2 separate regions of the Homo sapiens genome follow, and region 2 is linked to region 1. A link is a contact called in ENCODE Hi-C or POLR2A ChIA-PET data. All regions are on one chromosome and are shown on one strand. Each heading gives the region's core, a stretch centred on a gene start or an enhancer-like site at or near the end of the contact. The rest is flanking DNA. Distances are from core to core; before and after follow the strand shown. Region 1 overlaps WDR25 (WD repeat domain 25). Region 2 has its middle 20 kb from the start of LINC00523.

What was found. A loop is a pair of places that touch in the nucleus more often than their neighbours do. ChIA-PET counts read pairs that join two places held with the same protein, here RNA polymerase II (POLR2A). Pooled maps may share reads with other maps.
Region 2: a loop to region 1 is called in a pooled map, with 31 times the contacts of the local background. The contact joins two enhancer-like sites. A Hi-C loop is called at or near these places in 1 of 168 maps with a recorded cell type or tissue (right cardiac atrium) and 1 of 50 pooled maps. POLR2A ChIA-PET finds 5 or more read pairs at or near these places in 2 of 52 experiments (HCT116 and SK-N-SH).

What each region holds. Positions count from the first base shown.
Region 1 is chr14:100,436,967-100,442,590 of GRCh38, reverse strand. All of the region lies in intron 2 of WDR25 (WD repeat domain 25), which reads right to left. Among named protein-coding and RNA genes, the nearest start is that of WDR25, 63 kb to the right of the region's middle. RefSeq lists a silencer at 1,345-1,639 and an enhancer at 2,812-4,011. Within about 2 kb of position 2,315, at least 24 of the 41 ENCODE cell types and tissues checked have a DNase peak (open chromatin) inside an H3K27ac peak, as active enhancers do.
Region 2 is chr14:100,674,411-100,679,649 of GRCh38, reverse strand. No RefSeq gene overlaps it. Among named protein-coding and RNA genes, the nearest start is that of LINC00523, 20 kb to the right of the region's middle. RefSeq lists an enhancer at 1-314. Within about 2 kb of position 1,934, at least 20 of the 41 ENCODE cell types and tissues checked have a DNase peak (open chromatin) inside an H3K27ac peak, as active enhancers do.

The DNA.
Region 1 (5,624 bases), core at 1,066-3,565:
GGTTCCTGAGCAACAGGTCGAGATACAAGGGGACAGATCACCTTTGAAACCTATGCAGTTCAGGGGCAAGAGAGAGGGTTCTGATCTGGTTTTGTGTGGGAGAGCCTAGCATATAAAATGTTAATAACATAGACCCACTATTTCAGTGCTGAAATGTTGCTTATCCACAATGCTAGATGTGTGATCTTTTTCTTTCCTTCTTTCCCTGCCAGCCTGGGAGCTCCCCCAGGGTGAAGACCCCTGCCTCTGGTACACCACCATCTACCCAAGGCCTGGTGGACCACATGGCATGCAGTAGGTGCTCACTAAATACTGGCTTTGTGGCTGAGGGAATGTGTGCACCCTCAGCAGAGGGCTAGCCACAAAACAGGTGCTCAGGAAGTGTTCAATTCATCAGTCCATCCAGGAGCAGTGTGATAAGCACACTCTCCCTGTAAGACCCTCTGCAACCCAAGCCCATCCCTCCAAAAGAAGAGCTCAAGCATGGCTCTGGCCACAGTCAAAGCTGGCCCTCTCCATGTTCCTGCTCCTCCTGGCACCTCCCAGCCCCTGCACTGCTGAAAGGAAGCCCTTGGGAGCAACAGCCTGGTGTCAGATCTTCTCTCTGCCTCTCTCTATGTGTGACCCTGAGCAACTGCTTTACCCTCTAACAAGTTTCTCAGCTATAAAATGGGAATAAAAATACCTAACAGAGAGTCAGTGCAAGGCCTTCAGCCCAGCGCTTGGCATGCAGTAGGTGCTCAATACCTGGCCACTGCTACTGAGACTGCATCTAGGAAGGAACCGATGCTTGTTGACTAGGCTCTGTATGCCAAGCACCAATCAGGGGCTTTCCTCCTACTGTCATTTCATCCTGCAGCAGCCCTATGACAGAAGCGAAAGTAGGATTGTCCCATTTCACAGATAAGGAAACCAAGACCAAGAGCTTCAGTAACTCAGCAGGCAGGCTAGGAAGCAGCAAAGTCCACCTGCGCTCCATGTGGCCCCCAGCCCATCTGCAGGCCCCAGCCAAGCTCTCCTGTGTGTCTTCCACCCTCCCCTGCTGCCCCTCTGTGTTCCCACACTCTGGCACTCCAAGACCCACACACTCTGGGCACTGCCACTTCCAGCATCTGCCTGGAGAGCTCCAGAGGTAAGACCTGTCTGGAGAGGAGACTCCCTTCCTGTAAGACGCAAACCACCCCCTGCACTGCCTTCCCTGCCCCACCCCACCCCCTAGGCAGTGAGGGTGGCCCAGTCTTCCCCTACAATGCTCAGTTCTCACAATCATCCCCATAAACATCTTTCTAGCCCCCATTCTACAGCGACCACCCTTCAAGGAGACAGCGCCCAATATCACACACAGGACCTGGCACACAGAAGGAGCTCAGCAAACGTTTGATGACTGTGTGGTAAATGAACAGAGTGCCTCCTATGTGTCCCTCATGATGTCCATACCAGAGTGTTCTGGAAACCTAAGCCAGGAAGCAGAGTCTTATCTCCCTGGCCCAGTTTCAAGACCAAACCAGACAGGGCTCTGTATGTCTTAGTTGATTAAAGTGATGAACAGGAAGAAAACACAGGCTGTTTATTGGCTCCACAGAGAATCCCTTTCTCAAAATGCCAGGGACCGGGTACTTTGACACAAATTCAGCAGCAGCATCTTTAATCATTTCAGGGTTAATAAAAAATGTCAATTACATTTGTCATCAGGACTATCCTGGGGGAACAATCCCAGTGCAGACAATCTCTGGCCAAATGACAGCCTGGTATGTTTGTCACACATCCCTCCAGCTGCCTCGCTGACGAATTTATCGAGGTGGTTACCTCCCCCGGCCTGTCCCTTCGTAAATAATCAGAAGTAATATGGATCTCCCAAATAATCCTGACCTGAGAATTGCTGCTCTGGCTCTCCCTAAATAAAAGAAGGGAATAAAAACAGGGAATGAGACTAAATAGACCAGAAGGTGAAGGTTGCCTGGAAGGATGCGTATAGCAGCCAGGGCAGCCTGGGCTCCTTCCACATGGACAAAGCAGGAGCCTGTGTTTTTCTCCCAGTGTCCCTCAGTGCTCAGCACAGCCTCCAGAGAGCTAGCATGCTGAATCATGACGGCCAGCCCCTCCCATGCCCCAAAACCTTGAGGGTCCCATCCTACAGCCCTTTCTATCCGCCTGTAAACAGCCGCTCAGAACAGACTAAGTGGCATGCCTCCACGGGACTCAAAGCCAGGTGTCTGGCGCCACCCCGCTGCCGTGGCCGAAGGGCTCCCTGACTGTGGCTGCCTGTCTGCATTTTGAGAGTAGCTATTTTGCAATCAAAGAATTCCTGCACATTCATTTGCCAGGTGCAAACGCATCCAAGAGGAAAACACTCCCCTGCTATGACTGACACACATAAAGAGAGGAATGGAGTCAGGTTGAAATTGAAAAAGGAAAACGCTGCTTTCCACCCCAGGACTACTCCAAATGTTCTGAAATCCTGAAATGTGCCTAAATGAAGTGTTCTATCTTTATCAGAGAGTGACTCGAAAATGACTATGCTGCTTTTAGGGACGCTCACATGACAGTTTCCCATGTTTGTTTCTTAACAATGGATCCTTTCCTTGACAAGTGGACCTGAACATGCACTGGAAGTCAGGGCCCAGGCTTCCTCCAACTGGAAGTGGGGTTTGGGCAACTCCCTCAGCCTCTGCCACGTCACACGAGAGCGCTGCCAGCTAGTTCACTCCCATCCACTGCAGCATGCTTTACAAATGGGAGGAATTTTTGCTATAAAACCCTCAAACATTCAAGATAACATTTATTATATTGAATGGAGAAAATATGGAGAGTGTGAAAAATATATAACTGTTTCTAGTATTCATTTTAAAGCTATGGCAATTCAAAGAGTTAAGCTGAGCACAATGCCTTGAAGACCACTGTTAGTTTCTCCAACTCACTGTCACATAAAAAGCGTCCACCCCCACATGGCAAGCAGGGGCTGCCCAGCTGTCCTTCCAGAGAGTTCTGTCTCCAAGGAGAAATCCAGGTGACGCTTTTTCAGCAGCCCCACAGGCATTAGGTTTGCAAGTTAACTTTCACAAGACAGGCAAAGGCTCTTATTTTGACGGCTTCCCTCCATCTAGGCAATTTTATCACCTTCATAAACACTAACGGCTCTTGAATACCTGCTGTGGGCGGGCCGTGCTGTACCAGGCTGAACTGCACAACGCCACACAAAATGCCATCAGATGAGTCACCTGTCTGCACTGAATCAGCTCTGTGATGCACAGGAGTCCGGGGGCTGAAGCAACAGCAGCTTCGTCACCGAGGCCAGAGCCATCCACCACGCATTCTGACAAGCAACAGATGCCAAAGGGCAGGGTCCTTCACTTCCTGAGTGCCCACCAAGTGCCAGGTGCCTCACACATGTTGTCTGTGATCCTAACAATAACCCAGGAGGGTATTCTGCCACCAGTCACCAGTGGGTGCAGGGAGGGTCAGAAAGGAGGACTTCACTTGCCCAGGGCATAGAGCTAGGAAGTACCTGGGCAACTGATGCCCAGCCCCACTCCCTACTGCTCCTTGCCTCCATCTGCAGGAGGGTGCCCTAGCCACCAGGGCCAGGCCATTTTTTGTGGGCAGGTGGTCAATTGGCCATGTGCTAAAGGAAGTGCAGACCCCTAGAGGGGTTCTAGAAGGAACTCTGGCCTTGCAGCCAGGCAGTTCTGAGTTCAAATCCCAGCTCTGCCTCTTACCAGCTGTGTGACCCTGAGCATATCACTGTACCTCTCTGAGCCTTACTTTCCTCAGATATACAATAGGGAAAATGTAATGAACCTCACAGGGTGGCTGAGAAGACTAAACAAGATTCAATGAAATAACATGAAAGCCACTCAACCTCTCTCTTCTCCTTAATCAAGTCTGCCTATAATCAGCTTTGGATGAAAAAGCCAGAGAATCAAACCTAACTTCAAATCCCACCTCCCAGGTTTGCCAGCTGAATGATCGTGAGCATGGGGCAAAACCTCCTCTGGCTCAGCTCCCCATAGCCACCTACAGGGCAGTGCAAGGGTTAAGGAGCTGGTGTCTGGCACAGAGTGGGCGTTCAATAAAAGCTCATTCAATTCAATTTGACTTAATTAAAAAACCTTACTCATAGCCTCGAGAATGGCAGGAGCACAGAGGGCTAAAACTACAAACAGAAATCCATTTGAAGCCCATAAATTTTATATCCTGCCAATGAACGCATTTTCTTATTAAGCGACAATATTATAAACCAATTCTGAATTCCTGGCAATGCCTAAGAGTCATATCTTCATTGGGCTGAAAGCTGTTGTCAAATCACAAAGAAATTGAAGGGGTTCTAAAACAACTCATGGAAAGGAATAACTGAAACCAAGTTTACTGAACAAATCAAATTATTTCACTACGTGCCTGTCTTTGCAAATCTTCTCCAAATTACACTTCATTACAAGACTTGGAAATTAGACACCAGCAACAAAATAAGAAAGCCAGAACAGATAAATATTTACATAATCATGAGAATAATAATATTCTCCTGTGCAAATCTACCTACTACTTTGTTTACTCTTATTAACTCAAGTTTAGAAATGGGACAATCATCTGAAACAGGGCCCTGGGGATTTCTTTCCCAGACTCCAACTACTTCTTTCTTTTGCGAAAACAATGGTGTGTCAGGAGAAAAAAGGATGAGAAGGCAAGGACAGAGGGAGGTGCAGTCCTCCTTGAACCCCTTAGCATCCTTGGTGGTCAGCTCAGGGCTCACAGCAGCTGGGCAGATAAATGCTCTGAGCCAGCTCCTGTCTTCTCTTCTTCACTAAGGGGGCGTATAACACCAGTGCTGTGGGTGAACGTAGGGTTGGAGAGGTAGAGGGAGAGAATGGGGGTTAACAGTGGTGGTGACAGTAACATCAGTAGCAGTAACAGTAATACTACTAATACTAATAATACTAGTAATAATACTAATAATAATAATGGCAACCAATGCCCAAGTGTCTGGGTGCTGGACACATGTCATCCCAAATCCCTACAACCACTCTCTGCTTAGAGGTATGTCTCTGCTTCACAGTAAGGAAATCAAGGCTGCCAGAAGTTAAGCAACCCACCTTGCCCAAGGCCACACAGCTAGTAAGTGCCAAAGCTAAGGTATGAGCCCAGCTTCGGGTGGCTTTTTTATGCCACTATAGTACCACTTCTTGGGCACTGAAACCCAAGAGCTGAAACAGTGAGACTCAACACTCAGCGGGCTCAGACTGGAATCTCAGATATGGGTCTGGGTCTTGCTAAAGCCAAGCTGTGGGGTCTCTTGAGGAGAGGATGGGGCTAAGGCTGGGCCGTGGGGGGCTGGGCAGAAGGGACCTGCTTTCTACAGGCAGGTGCTCTTCCAGGAGCAAGACCAACGTGTGGGTTGGGCCCTGGAAAGAAGTCCCTGCTCTGGGCTCCACCTCCTCCTTTCCTGCCACTCTCCTGAGCCCTCAGCCACAATAATCAAACATGCATACAAGCATTCAACACACAAGTACCAGGCCCTTACTCCAGCTCCAGCCCCTCACCAAGCACTGAAGGGACCCAAATGGCTAAGGCACAGCCCCAGTGCTAAAAGGCCTTCAGTGCTCTTCTAGGCAAGACTCTAACTGTTGTGC
Region 2 (5,239 bases), core at 685-3,184, 240 kb before region 1:
TGGAGGAACCGTGTGCTGGCTGGGCAGGCTGCTGGCAGAGGTCAGGAGGGCTCTTCCCTGAGCCCTGCCATCCATGAACTGTGTAACTTTGATCCAGGCCTTGTCCCTCTGGGCCTCAGTTTCCCCAAGCTGGATGTGTCGTCCCCCTGCTTCATTCACAATTACCACCAGAAGGACCAACACCACCCTGCAAGACTCAATGGGGTGATGGATCAATCAGAAAAAAAAACAACAAAAAAAAACACAGATCGCCTAGGGCTTAATTAACAGGAGCATGGTATTCATAGCTGGGGAGGTGAGAGTCGGCTGCAGACTGTACCTAGGCACTAACACTCAGTTCTGGGAGAAAATGACAACTGATGCCTGTTCAGGAGAGGGCACTGCGGTGGGTCTTGCAAGGAACAGATAGGAGAAGCCCTGAGACTTGGTTTGGAGGAAAGAGGCCCAGAAGGTCATGACTGCCACCTCCAGATGCGCTGTGGCCCCGGAGCAGTACTAGAAAGCCCTTTCCTAGCTATGAGACCTCCTCCACAAAGGAATGCACGTTCAATGAGGTAGTGAGCTCTCTAGTCCCGGAGGTAAGCAAGTCTCTGGGTGGCATCTGGGACCTTGTGGATGCCCCAGCAGCCTGGCTGGGCTTACCCTGAGGGGCTAAAGGGAGTGGTTGGGCCCTTCGGCCCCGTGGTTCATGAAGCCTGTAGTGTTCCTCTTGGGGAAGGGGCCACTGATGTTTCCCAGCCATGGAAGTGCCTGGTAGACCTCACAGATGCTTTGATGGTCCAAACAGGTGCCTCTGAATGCCACATCTTTGGGCTCCAGGCTGAGAATGCAGGGGAGGGGACTTCTTGCCCCCTGTCCAGGCCTCAGATCCCTCCTGGCTTTCCTGCTCCAGCCCAGCAGCTCACCAGACCCAGCGTCACCAACATAGCGTGGCTCTTAAGACCTTGCCGGCCACCTCCCCACAGCATTCCTGCCTCCACCCTCCTCCAGATGCTGTGCTTTGCTGGCACAGGGCCCACTGTCCATGCTCCCTCTACCCACCCCCCTTCCCGAGGAGCCCGAGCTCTCCCAGCACCCTTCAAGCCACCCCTGGGTCCCTCGGCATGAGCCTTGCCCAGCCGCTGTTTCCTGGCCTGGGGGTATGGGTTTGCCCAGCTGTGGCTGCCACCTCCAGGACCCCATGGATGGGCAGGAGGATCCATCCACCCAGAAGGCTGCATCTCCCTCCTCAGGGCCACACAAGGAAGTTAGGGCGGAGCAGACCGGGGCCTCTCTGGCTGGGGCCCTGGGCCCCCAGCTCAGCGTCCCCTGCTCCCCTGGCCCCCACCCCTGCCCAGCTGCCGGGGGCCTAATCCAGGCCTGTGGGAAGAGGCCCTGGGTGGAGGCGGACGTGATAAGGAAGCCGCTGGGATGCCTGGATGCTGCAGATGTGGCTCTGGGCTCCTGCCTCAGGCGGATTTGACGAACTTGCTAAACTGCAATTCTCCATGGCTTAGGGGAGCTGGGCCCGGGCCAGCGCATGCATTATCCTCAGCAGCTGCGGGCTGTGGCGAGCCAAGGGGCGGAGGCCTGGCCAGGCAGAGGCTCCGAGGCCAGCCAGGCCTCCTAACCCTCCACCCTGGGACCCAGCGAGTTTGCGGGGGGCCATTCCCAGAGGTGCCGAAAGGGGCTCACAGATGCCAGTACCATGAAGGCCCAACTAACAAAGGATTTCCAACCAGAAAATATATTTCCCAGGATTCTGTAGACCAGAGTGGGGTGAAAGACAGCTTTGTGCTAGAGGCATGCGGCCAATGAGTGGGTACTGGAAGTTGGACCCCGCTGTCTCCACTGGGGGCTGCACCCGCCGTGCTCTGGGCTGGGCCGCTTACAGGCACTTCCTCCAGGCTAGGCATGACCTTGACATTGCCTGGAGTTTCCGGTTCTGGGGGAAGGAAGGGGCCTCTCAAACGGCCAGGCCAGGCAGAAGCACAGGCTTGGGCTTCTGTGTCAGGGAGGTGGGAGCTGTGCTGCTGCGCTCCCCGGGGCACCCAGCACCAGCAGCATGCCCGGTGGAAGGAGTATGGGCTTCACAACTTCCAAGCCCTCCGGGGCAGGTTCCAGGTGGACACCACAGCTGTCAGCCTGGGTTGCCCCCTGGCGTGAGGCTCACAGGTTCTGTGGATGTCATCAGACTGGCAGAGTTAGTGCTCCTCAAGAAATGGAGGCTGTCACCTCACCCAGTGGGGCGGCAAGAGCTCCAGGAAGCCACCATGTGGATAAGGGTGGGCGCAGAGCAGGCTTGAGGAGGGAGGCTGGGCTGGGTCTTCACCCTAGCGTCTGTTTTGACACTGGAGCCTCGAGCGGAATTCTGTACTCTAGACAATAAATTTCCACACACATAAGCAGAGAGCAGCGTTTCTGCTTCCAGCTGCCTCGTCTCCTAGAATAGCTCTTTTTTTTTTTTTTAAGAGGGAGTTTCACTCTTGTTGCCCAGGCTGAAGTGCAGTGGCGCGATCTTGGCTTACCTCAACCTCCACCTCCTGGGTTCAAGCGATTCTCCTGCCTCAGCCTCCCGAGTAGCTGGGATTACAGGCACCTGCCCCCATGCCCAGCTACTTTTGTATTTTTAGTAGAGACAGGGTTTCTCCATGTTAGTCAGGCTGGTCTCCGACTCCCGACCTCAGGTGATCCACCCGCCTCAGCCTCCCAAAGTGCTGGGATTACAGGCATGAGCCACCGCACCCAGCCAAATAGCTGTCTTTTAATTACACAGAAAGATCACCAGGAAAAAAGGGAAGAAAACAAGCCAGAGTCACTAGAAACTCATCTCCATGCCTAGAACCTCACAACAAAGTAGCTGAGAGGCCAGGCAGGTCCAGGCGGGCGCTCCAGCCAGGCAGGAGCTTGAGGGGCGGGGTGTGGGGGCCACAGTCACGGTACCTCCACCCGCAGGGTGGGTTGATAGATTGTGGGGACTGTGAGCACCTTCCTTCCATATGGCTGAGCACCCATATGGGACTTGGCACTGGGAACAGCAAGCCAGCAGCTCCAGCACCCTGTAAAGTCCAGGGGAGGGGGGCACATTTGAACCCATTAATCACACAAATTTTGCATCGCAGTGTGAGATGCAGGTGAGTGCTGCAGGCCTGGAGTAGGGGAGTGTCTCCGTCAGAGAAACCATGGAAGGCTTCCCAGAGGAAGCAGCGCTGGAGCTTTGAGGAAAAGTGGGGAGTAACCAGGGAGCCTCTTCAGAGTCCAAGTCACTCTTCAGAATGACCCGGGCGCAAAAGACTACACCCAAAGAAAAGCTGGCTGCGTTCCCAGCCAGCTGAACTGCGGGCCGCCTGCCTCCTCATCTGCGTTCCTGCCTCCCCACCTTTGTTTAGGCCATTCCCCCACCCAGAATGCCTTTCCAGGACAGAGCTTCTCCAACCTTAGTTCTGACTTTCTAAGTCACAGAGAACCACAGAGAGGCCTCCTCCAGGGACACCACCTGAGCCTCAGCACTTTGTAGCTGCCTCTTCATCTCAGGCCAGTGTGAGCCGGGGTGAGGGCTCCAGCCCCCTTGGAGCGCCCGGCATCAACCCCGTGTGCCGGGCAAGCTCCAGAAGTGTGTTGGAAGGCAGGGTCGATATTGCCGGCTTTGGGGGGATGAGTCGATAACGATTGAAAGTGAGCAAAATATTCTCCTTTCTCTCCCTGTAAGGGGAATTTGAAAATCGGATTTACTGGTTAAATTAACAGAATGTGCATTCTCAGTTCAGCCCCACCCCTGGGACTAGTCACTTACTTAAAAATACATATTAAAAATACAGTGAATCATCTCCACTATGTAAAAACAACAAAACGTGCATGCACCTAGCCATGGGGCAAAACCCATAACAAAAACCCCCACCCTGGTCATTGGCCTGTGGCAGGGCCTTATGGGGTCTCAATTTCCTTCTTTGTGTTCATGTATTTCCCACCTATTTCACAGTGAACTGATTCCTTTTAAGGTAAAGAGAAAAGATAACATTTTAAAATAAAAGAATAAGGTATCAATATCATTAATTGCAGTTTTAATGGTAAGAAGTGCCCCCAGCTCATTTCTCCATCCCCACTTTGAAAGTGACAGGGTCTCAGGCAGCCCTGTTTCCAGGCAGACGTTTCTGCACATGGACGCACACACGCAGGCAGGACGTTTGGTCTCCTGCTCTGTTCACTTAACATTAAAGATAAGCATCTCTCCCCAACAAGACTTCATAATTACGGTGGTTAGGGGCTGCAGCATCTTCCTCCCAGCAGCCCGGATTCTCGCTTTAAATTTGGTGGGGAGAGTGGCCGCCTGCAGAGCTATTAGCGGGGAGTGATTGATGGTTCAGTTGGAGCAAGGCTAGCTCAGCTGCACACCCCCGGGAGAGCGTGTTGGCCTTATTAATCCTGTGTACCTGTCTGGCCTGGGAAACGACTGTGTCGTGTGCCCCCAGAAAAAGTCCTGAGCTGGCCTTCTGGCTGCCCGTGCAGCCCCCCAAACCCAGTGGGGAGCATCTCAGAGCCCAGCCAGGGTCCCAGCCGGAGGACCACAGGTTGCTTGCTGTCACACTCATTTTGCTCCCTGGCGTTCAAAGTCCTTTGCACATCTCAAGCTGGGTCCCTTGTTTCCGCAGCGGGCACTGTGGAGTGTCCTCACTGCATCCCCTCATGTCAGGACCCTCCAGAAGTCCCTGTACACACACAGCCGTAGTCAGTATCTGTCTGCTTAACCTCTCATCCATCCCTCCACCCCTTCCCCTACTAACCAAATGGCAGGCTGTGCCTTATGCAAGAGCCCTCCAGGCCCCAGACCAGACCTCCCCAAAGGGGAGAATTCAGGAGGAAAATGGGCAGGCAGGCAAGAGTTTCCTCTTCTTTCCCCTAAATCTTACTCCTCCTCCAGTTTTTTTTCCCATCTCAGAAAATGGCACCAGCACTCATGCAGTGGCCCCGCTGGGTCACCCTCCTGTAACAGCCCCCGGGCCAGCCACGGTCAGGCCAGCATGAGGCTGCAGTACCACCACTTCTCAGCAGTTCCTAATCCCCCACTCCTTCTCCACTGGGACGGGACCAGCAGCCTCCCAGCTCCCCTGCCTGCCTATGGCAACTTGGCTCTAATCCCCTCCTGTCTGCACTACTCAGAAGCACAGTAAAATGCCAATCTGAACACACTTAAAAATAAATAACACTGCCCTTAGGAAAAACTCCAAGCCCCTTACGACATCTGCATGCCCACCCTCTGGCC